2 separate regions of the Mus musculus genome follow, and region 1 is linked to region 2. Evidence: chromatin contacts called from ENCODE POLR2A ChIA-PET data. All regions are on one chromosome and are shown on one strand. Each heading gives the region's core, a stretch centred on a gene start or an enhancer-like site at or near the end of the contact. The rest is flanking DNA. Distances are from core to core; before and after follow the strand shown.

The links. ChIA-PET counts read pairs that join two places held with the same protein, here RNA polymerase II (POLR2A).
Region 1: POLR2A ChIA-PET joins it to region 2 with 20 read pairs in embryonic stem cell. The contact joins the promoter of Dcaf6 here to the promoter of Sft2d2 in region 2. POLR2A ChIA-PET finds 5 or more read pairs at or near these places in 3 of 5 experiments (Patski and embryonic stem cell).

What each region holds. Positions count from the first base shown.
Region 1 is chr1:165,457,456-165,462,162 of GRCm38, forward strand. Dcaf6 (DDB1 and CUL4 associated factor 6) reads right to left here and starts at 3,008. Exons shown (of 19, transcript NM_028759.1): 1 at 2,676-3,008. The coding sequence starts at 2,772. It overlaps Mpc2 (mitochondrial pyruvate carrier 2), which reads left to right and starts at 3,805. Exons shown (of 5, transcript NM_027430.3): 1 at 3,805-4,056. The coding sequence starts at 3,948.
Region 2 is chr1:165,192,715-165,197,351 of GRCm38, forward strand. Sft2d2 (SFT2 domain containing 2) reads right to left here and starts at 1,719. Exons shown (of 8, transcript NM_145512.4): 1 at 1,526-1,719. The coding sequence starts at 1,588.

The DNA.
Region 1 (4,707 bases), core at 1,758-4,257, 270 kb after region 2:
CACACCAGTATATGGTGCTAGGAATGGAACCCAGGGCTTCCTGCATACTAAGCAAGCACTCTTTTAAATGAGCTACATCCCAGTACCTAATCTTCACACACTTAAGATCAGGCAGTGACAATACCAATCCTGTTTGTGTGCTATAGGAAGTCAGTGAATACATTAGCGTCATTATCTAAAAAACTGGTAATTTTGTCAGAGTTTTCTCTCCTTGTTCAGTTCCTGAGGAAGTTAATGGAACCTTTGTGTTTTGTTTCTTTAGTATCGAAACCTCCATAAAAATGAGCATTCCAGTTTGAATGTTACTTAGCAGTAATTTATTATTAGGAATGCAAATAATAGAAGCCTATTAGGAGAAAATGCAAACTATAAAACTCTGAACAATTATGATGTTTAAATCTGCATGTCTTTAAGAAATCAACTAACTTTCTAAGTTCCTTGCACTTGGAATTTAAAAGGGTGTTTGTTTGTTTGTTTGTTTGTATGTTTGTTTGTTTTTTGAGACAGAGTTTCACTAAAAATCCTTCAAACTAGCAGCAAGTCTCCTTCCTCATCAAAAAAGGCTTTATGAGAAAGGTCATCCTCCCCCCCCCCACACACACAAAGAAACTTATTAGGTATCAGATTCATTAGACTGCCTGCCCATAGGTTTTATTTCAAAGATGACCTTAAACAGGTGATCCTACCAGCCAGCCCTTTACCTTGGAAGTGCTGGGATTACAGGATTACAGATGTCTGCCATCTAACCCAGGAAAAATCGCTTTTAAAGAAGTGCTGAAGTATGCATCATTGTTACACTTCAATTACTTAAAGCTAAACATAGTGGCAAACATCAGTAACTCCAGAACTTAGAAGACTAAGGCAGTTCTTAGTCTTAAAGAGTTTTCTCTTTGCAATGTCAGAGTCTAGAGAACAAACTGAAGCAGCAGAGGCTTGGTAGCTGGCACCCTCACCCGCTGAGCCATCTCGAGAGCCCCACTGACCATGTTCTCATTACCTTTATTATACACAGCCAAACCCAATTGAAATAAGACTAAATTATAACTTCACTCACACAAAACTTTAGCATTTGCTTTATTAAGGTAAAAGTCTGTTTTTTCTACACAAACTAAATTTTAAAATAAACTTTCACACCTCTTTTAAGACAAGGATTTTAAAAAGGACTTTACAAATATTAAAAACAAGCAGTCTAGGTACTTACTACAACATATGTAAATGATGTTTGCACAGTCATGACAGTGAACACATATTACAGAAAAGGGGACAGGGTCAGGTGAAAATTTACAGTGTAATCCCAGCTATCAGGAGAATGAGATAAAAGTTAAGGCTAGTCTGGACTATATAAGGAGTCTCTTTCAAATAAAAATTAAAGAGACTAAAACTTAGAACATTAAAATTCTTCATTAAGTACTATGTAATGTTTTACACACATTTTTATGTCTAAAAGGATCTCCAGACGCAGTGAAGAAAAAAGCAAGGGAGAAAAATGCTTTCACCACCATGCATCCGGTTTTCATTCACACACATGTAGGGTGCACATACAGGCACTAGTATTTATATATGTATGCATTTCTAAGAAGGAAATAAATCAAGGAAAATAATCACAAAACAGAAACATTTCTAGGGGCAGTGGCATGAAATCCAAATGGGACCGATTCTGGGACTTCTGCTTTTTTGTATTTAATTCTTACAATGATAACATTCATTTAAAAACATTAAAACGCACACCTAGGCGTCCTTTAAGCAATTTACAGCCAGTAGTATTGGCTGTAATGAGATTTCATTTCTTTCTATTTTTGTTGTTAGTAAAAAAAAAAAAAAAAATGACAGCAACAAATCGCTTCACTTGGCAAAGAAATGACAGAGTTGGGGGGAGGAGGCACTTTGAAGAAACAGGACTTTTTAGTTGACTCTGGCATGACCCAACACACTCAACAAAACTCACGGTACACAGAACGAAAAAGGTGGAACCCTGCGTCCACAGTCCTGAAGGTTGTTTTTAGAAAGCTTAACTAAGAAACAGAAAATGCCAAGTGTGTTTTCCAGGGGTGGGAACAGGAACGTGAAACCTTACACCACCTAAAAGAGGTCTACGGGACTGACAGCAGGCTGGACCTGGGAAGGCGCGGGGGTGGGGAGGGCTCCGCGATCTCTTTTAGGTTTGGGCTAAGCGCCACGGTTTACAGCGAGCCCGGCTGGGGTGTCAAGTCCCTGAGGGTGGTCAACAGCGTCTCTCTCGGGCGACATCTAACCCCTTGCGGAAGCCGAAGAAGAAGGTGGACAAGCAACACCTTGAGGTCTTCGGCTGAGCGGGGACAGCTCCGGAGAAAAGCAAAAGCGCCAACTTTGGCGTTCAACGTGGCATCTCCGTAAGGCTCGCGGAGTCTTCTCCGGAGTCCCAGCCCACGAGCGACCCCAACACCTTTCCGGGCTTAGTGCCGCCTCCCCACGGCCCGGCTCTCCGAGGGAAGCCCAGCTTGAGCCGCGCCTGGCAGCTTGCAAAGGGGACCCCGACCTTAGGAGGAGCGGGCGCGGATCGCCGTCATCCCACCTGAGACCTAGCCTGCGGGGCGCCCCGGTCGGGGCTCGGTCCGGTCGCCAACAGCCCCGGCGGCGCCCCCTCCCCCACCTCTGGGCGGCGACCTCAGCGCCGCCGCCCCGGGGCCCCCGCTCACCCAGGTAGCGGCTCCTCAGCCGGGACGGGTCCTCCAGCCCAAGGGACCTTTTCCTCACGTCCCACAACAGGTGCGGGCAGGAGCCACTCCGAGCCATGGCTCCGCAGGGGCTGGGGTGGGAAAGGGGAGACCACCGCGGGGGGTGGGGAGGGGAAGAGAGGGAGGGGACAGGCCGATCAACACCCGAGCGGCACCAGCACCATGCGCGCGCCCCGGGGCCTCGCCGGCGCCGCGACTCAGAGGGCGGCAGCCACGGCCGCGCCTTCTCCCCGGGAGCGGAGAGGTACCCGGGCCACGGCTCGCCTCATACTCTCCTCAGACTACCCAGAACATCTAGAGATCGGCAACAGTCCCCTCCCTCGACCCCCCTCCCGCGGGAGGCGGAGGCGAAGGCGGAGGCGGCCGCGAGCTCCTCCCTCTCCTCCCTAGACCACGCCCCCTCCCGGCCCTTCTCGCGAGAGGATGCACACGGGCAACAGAAGCCGCTGTGCGTCACGATTGCCCTCACCCTAGGAGAGGAGCTTGAGGGCGCTCTAGCCTACTCCTTAATGGATTGGAGAGGCATGACGGAAGCCGCTGAGGTTGTCTTGCTCACGCCTCTCGAGTCAAAGGAAAAAACCGGGCGTGATGACCCATGCATGCAATCCCAGCAGTCGGGAGGCTGGACCATAGCGAGATCCAAGCCAGCCTGGGGTACACAGCGAAGACACCGACTCAAAAACAATAAGTAAATAAGAGGAAGTCCGACAGGTATCCAGCGTCATCTTCAGTTCGGGAGAGGGAAGCCCAGAAAGCTTATTAGTCAAAGTGAGGGACCGGGCGGAAGTGCGGCTTCAGGTTCCCCTCTCCAACATGGCCTCCAGGGCCGGAAGGAGATGATTTCTGGCCACGCCTCTTCCGCTCTGTGAGGCCAGCCAATTAGAGCAGGCCGTTAAGCTTGCGCAACGCCTCGCCCGCCTAGCTCTAGCGGCCCCAGCACGGCGACCTCTGTAGCACCTGTTGCCATGACTCCTCCCCCTCGGTCTCCCCAACCCGCTCGCAGGAGGCGGGCCGGGGCGGGCTTTTGCTGAGCTCCGCCCCCCTGAGCCTTTGCGGGACTCGGCCTCTAGGTGCTTCACCTCTGGCTGCCAGAGCCGGGGAAGGGCGCCCTAGGGCAGAGGCGGACGCCCCAGCGCTGCAGAGAGAAAGTGACGAGCCGCCCTTCGTTGTCAGCCAGGAACGCGGACACAGCGGCGCTCCCACCCTGCTGCTGTCGATCCCTAGGCCGCCGCGATGGCAGCTGCCGGCGCCCGAGGCCTGCGGGCCACCTACCACCGACTCATGGATAAAGTGGAGTTGTTGCTGCCAAAGAAATTGAGGCCGCTTTACAACCACCCGGCAGGTAATGAATCCTGAACGGCTCGCACGGAGATCGTTCCTCTCCCTCCGAAACCGGGACATTAGAGGCCCTGTGACAGTTGAGTTGCTACCGGAATCCCAGAGCCCTCATCTCGCCACTGAAGGGAATCCATCAATTCTCCTAGTCTTTCACCTTGTTTCATCTTAGGTCTCTTTCCAAAAACCGAGTATCAGCACCCAGTGCCCTTGTTGACTTTTGATGTCTTCGCTCCCTTAAACACTGCTCACACTCCCGACCTCTCCTCCAGACTTGAACCTTACTTAACTCCTGAGAGCCACGAAGGGGTCTTGGGCCACCATGAAACCCTCCTTCTCCTCCCCTTTCTCCCTCCGTGAATTTCTAACGCACACGTGGGGTAGAGCTGAAAAGGTGTCTGTCTGGTCTCAGCAGAGGGTTTGGAGTAAAGGTCATACTTTAGTTCCTCTTGGCAGAGGCCTGCTAAGTGAGCCCTCCCCAAAATTGGACGCTCCCCACCCCCATCCCCTTCCCCTTCCCGGTTCAGTCAATGTCAACCTGGTTCCATAGACCCAGTATAATAAGCCAGTCATTATGCAATCACTGACCAGGTTATATCTGTGTTTTATGTGGGCAGATATGAATACAGTTCTGTTCCACCGCTCACCAAGATGTGAC
Region 2 (4,637 bases), core at 469-2,968:
TGGCGCTACACTATTCACTCCCGAAGATGACCACCACCTCACTGTCAACACCGTACCCTCCGCCAGTCTCCTTTAAGACCCCAACTTTGTACAACAGCCTGTTCCTTCTACAGAGCTTATCTTTACATGACAGCGACGGTCAACTAAATCTTGGGGCTTTTTGTGGGGGGGAGGGAGCTTCTCATATGAAAGTTCACAAGAAGCCAGAAATTTTTTTTAAAAATGAAAAAATTAAAACATGAAAATCACTAATTTGAATTTTAACGATCATGCAGAGATTGGAAAGTTGCAGCTACTGAGCCTAATTGCAACTGCCCTTGGGTTATCTTTAGTCCCCAGGAAGCAGTTCTTTCTTGCCCACCTGTGTCTGATGTAACAGTGACTAACCTCCCGGAAACTGCTAGGGAAAAACACCTTGGAATTTATTATCTTAACAAGGTTTTCGAATGCTATCAGGCAGCCTCTGGGAGCCACAGCTGAGATTCCTCCACACTGCCCTAACTGCCTGCTTACCGCTTCCACTAATGCTTCTGAAAAGTACCTTAATTTGTTAATTTGTTCTGTTACTCTAAGAACTTATCAAACTGTTATCATGTTGGAACACTGAGTTTGCAGAAACCTGAATCTGTCCTGGGGCCATGGTCACTCGTATTTGGCTTCAAAATAATTTATTCTCTTTGAGATGCAGTTGTGTTTTGTTTTGTTTTTTTGCAAAGACAAAACTCAGAACAAAATCAACCACAGAAGTGAGCGCAGAATGTTGGGGAAACCACAAGAAAGTCAAGTAAACACTAAAGAGGAACTCCAATTTCCAAGGAAAAGGGGCTATTGCATCTCGTTCAACACCCTTCTTTCTCAGAAGGGGAAACCGGGGCTAAGGATACATCAAGTAAAACGTAATTCTGTCTTCAATCAAGAAAGGAAATGTAAACAAACTTCCAAAGCACCCAAAATATGACATTCTGAGTGGCTCTGGAGCACAGGACTTTTGTGGTCAAGTTTCAGAGCCATCAAAGCCCTACTAACAAAACAAACACACTGGCAGTCTCCGAGCGTGGTGAGAATCTATAGTTTAGAAAGTAGCCCTGGAGATTCGGAGACCTGGTAAGTCCCTGTTATCAGGCGTTCACGGAGTTTTACAATTACAAAGCAGAACGCATAAGGTCTGGCTCTCACACCCCACAACCTAAACTAGTCCGCGATCCGGCGGTGGATCCTTCCACGAAGGCCGCCGGCCTCGCCCAACTCCAAAGGGCTCTCTCTCCCTGGCCGGTCCGGCTGGGATGGGGCTCGGGGCCCGGATTCCAGGAGGCCCCGGGATCCACACTCCCACTCCACAGATTTCTGAGGTCTTGCTTCAGAGCCTCAAGCCCTTCGGAGGGAAGGTTGGAGAGGGTTCGGGAGCCACGCCTTCCACAAAGCTCGCGCTGCCACCTGTGGCTGTGTCCCGGCAGAGCTCGGCGCGGCGGGCCGGAGGACAGCAGGGCAGCTGTCCAAGAAATGCCAACTCCCCCGGTGCACGCACCTCGGACAGACCGCTGCGGTCCTCGGTGTCCTGGCCGCTCAGAACTTTCTTCAGCTTGTCCATGTCAGGGTCCCGACCGCCGCCTTTGGCGTTCGCTCCGCCTACCACTCTTCGGGGTGCGCAGCCGCCGCCCCTCCGCCCGCTGCCAACCACGGCGCGCCCCGCCCAGGCACCTGCCCACCTGCCCGCCCGGCATGCCCCGCGCCAGCCACGCCCCCTGAACGAGCTCCTTGGGGTCACCCGGGGCGGGGCCGAGAGAGTCGGGGTGAAGTCGGCCAGGCGATACCTAACCCGGAAGCTGGCTGCGCGCCCGGGCTTCACGGATTCGTTCCAGCGCCCAGCACCACCATGTGCCAGGGCCTGGAACAACGCAGGCCTTTCGCAAACTTACCCATGGATGCTGAAGTTAATCCGCTGGTGGTTGTACACCGCAGATCTATAAAAATATATATTTCCCACGTTAAGTAGAACAAATCAGTGTGCAACAGGCTGGAGCAGTACAACCCTGTGTATTCTTAAAAGCAGCAATTCCTACGTCATCCCTAGGGGAAATGGCTCGGGAGATATGACTTGGGCAACACCTGAACAGATGGCAAGTGGTGAGAAGAATCAATATTTTCGTGTTTGGTAAATGCTTTACTTCAATCAGTCTGCAGCACTACTGAGGCTATGAAGCAGAATCCATATGAAGTCATGGGCTCTTCCAGACAGGACAGAAATTTGCTCACCTTGCACACTGGTGGCCAGAGATATCTGGAACACCTATGTTAAGATTAAACTAGTTCAGAAAAGGCACTGAGACCAAGGTGTAGCTCAGTGAGAGAATGCTTGCCTAGCATATGCAAGGCTTTGGGTTCAGTTTCCACCACTGTCCCTGCTTCCCAAAAAAGGGAAAGGAGACCACAGAGGAACTTCAGAAACACCCCCTAGGTCACTTTACCTCCCACATATTTTCATGTGAGGTCTCCAGCGTCCTTCTTCACTTGTATAAAAACATAAAAACATAAGACCAGCTGCTGCTGCCTCTGCAGGGACTCCTCTTACCTGCCACATTTTCCAGTGAGTCCTTACACCTCTCTGTAAGACGTCAAACATCAGAGCACAGTGCAAAGGCTGTGTCCTGAAAGATCCACTCTAGCTCTGTCATTTGCCACTTAGGAGGCCTTGAGCTAGAAGCTCCTTAGCCTTTCTGGTCCCCAGCTGATTTCCTCTGTAGAGTGAGCACAATGGCTTCCAAACGTGACTGTGGAAAGCAAGCATGACTGTATAGACAGGTCTGGAGCAGAGGGGAATTTAAATAGCATTTAGTAGAAGCTGTCCTTGTTCTCTCCTAGCCTGATGGCTTTTCCAGCCACCTGTGGTGAGGTGATAGAACTGGCCCCCACAGGCTCATGTGTAAACACTTGGCCCATAGGGAATGGTACTACTAGGAGGTGTGGTCTTGTTGGAGTAGTTGTGGCCTTGTTAGAGGAAGTGTGTCACTGTGGGGGAAGGTCTCCTATGCTTTGACGGCTCCTATGCTCAAGCTCTGCCTACTGTGGTACATAGTCTCCTGCTGTCTTTAGATCAAGATGTAGAACTCTCGGGTTGGAGAGATGACTCAGTGGTTAAGAGACACTCAGATCAGTAGTGTTCATAACAGAGCACACAAAGGTTGAGGGATATTGGATCATGTGACATTGTTCTTAAATGTCTCTACATGGAGGTTTAGGCAGAACTCACAAGATTCATGATACTGATGCTAAAGCACAGAACACCAGCATCTCTGGATTACAAAAAGCACCTCTGTCAAAATTGCAGTTCCAAAAGGCATAAACTTTCAACTCCATTATTATTATTATTATTATTACTATTATTATTTAGCAATTTAATTTATTAGCATGTGTTAAATATTAGCTATACTTCTTACCTTTATCTTCCATATGAATATGAATGAATGTTAGGAATTTTTAAAAATATTTTTATTAGGTATTTTCCTCATTTACATTTCCAATGCTATCCCAAAAGTCCCCCATACCCTCCCCCCCCCCACTCCCCTACCCACCCACTCCCACTTTTTGGCCCTGGCGTTCCCCTGTACTGGGACATATAAAGTTTGCAAGTCCAATGGGCCTCTCTTTCCATTGATGGCCATCTAGGCCATCTTTTGATACATATGCAGCTAGAGTCAAGAGCTCCAGGGTACTGGTTAGTTCATAATGTTGTTCCACCTATATGTTAGGAATTTTTAAAAGATTTATTTATTTATTTTATGTATGTGAGTGCTCTGTCTGAATGTACACCTGCACACCAGCAGAGGGCACCAGATCTCACTATAGATGGTTGCTAGGAATTGAACTCAGGACCTCTGGAAGAGCCGTGCTTTTAACTGCTGAGCCATCTCTCCACCCAGGAAATTTCTTCTTCTTCTTCTTCTTCTTCTTCTTCTTCTTCTTCTTCTTCTTCTTCTTCTTCTTCTTCTTCTTCTTCTTCTTCTTCTTTTTCTTTTTTTTTCTTCTTTTTCTTTTTTTTTCTTCTTTTTCTTTTTTGGTTTTTCGAGGCAGGGTTGCTCTGTATAGCCCTGGCTGTCCTGGAACTCACTCTGTAGACCAGGCTGGCCTCGAACTCAGAAATCTGCCTGCCTCTGCCTCCCAAATGCTGGGATTAAAGGCGTGTGCCACCACTGTCGGGCAAGAAACTTCTTAAAATGAAAAAAAAATATATTTTGAAATGGAATTCATCATTATGGTAATATATTCTAAATTTGTACTGATCACATTTATCTATCTCTGATATTTTGCCAATTTTTGATCAAATAAAAGCTTTATGTGTGTTTATTGATTTTGGAGGATGAAACATAATTCAATGACTATATAGCTAGCTACCTTTTTAATTTTTAAATACTTAAAGCTGATATATGGCCTTCGAGGTCCTGAAATATCTTAGAGCTATGACTCATGCATGATAAGTGACCCAGGCAGAGGACACCAAGTTATCCCAGAGGAAATACAAACCTGTTCAAGATATTAAAAATACAGGAGAACTTTGTTTCAAAACAAGGAAAACAAGCATCCTGCCAGTGTGTTCATGCACAGTTTTTGTATGCAAGAATTGATGAAGGACCCACATCCGA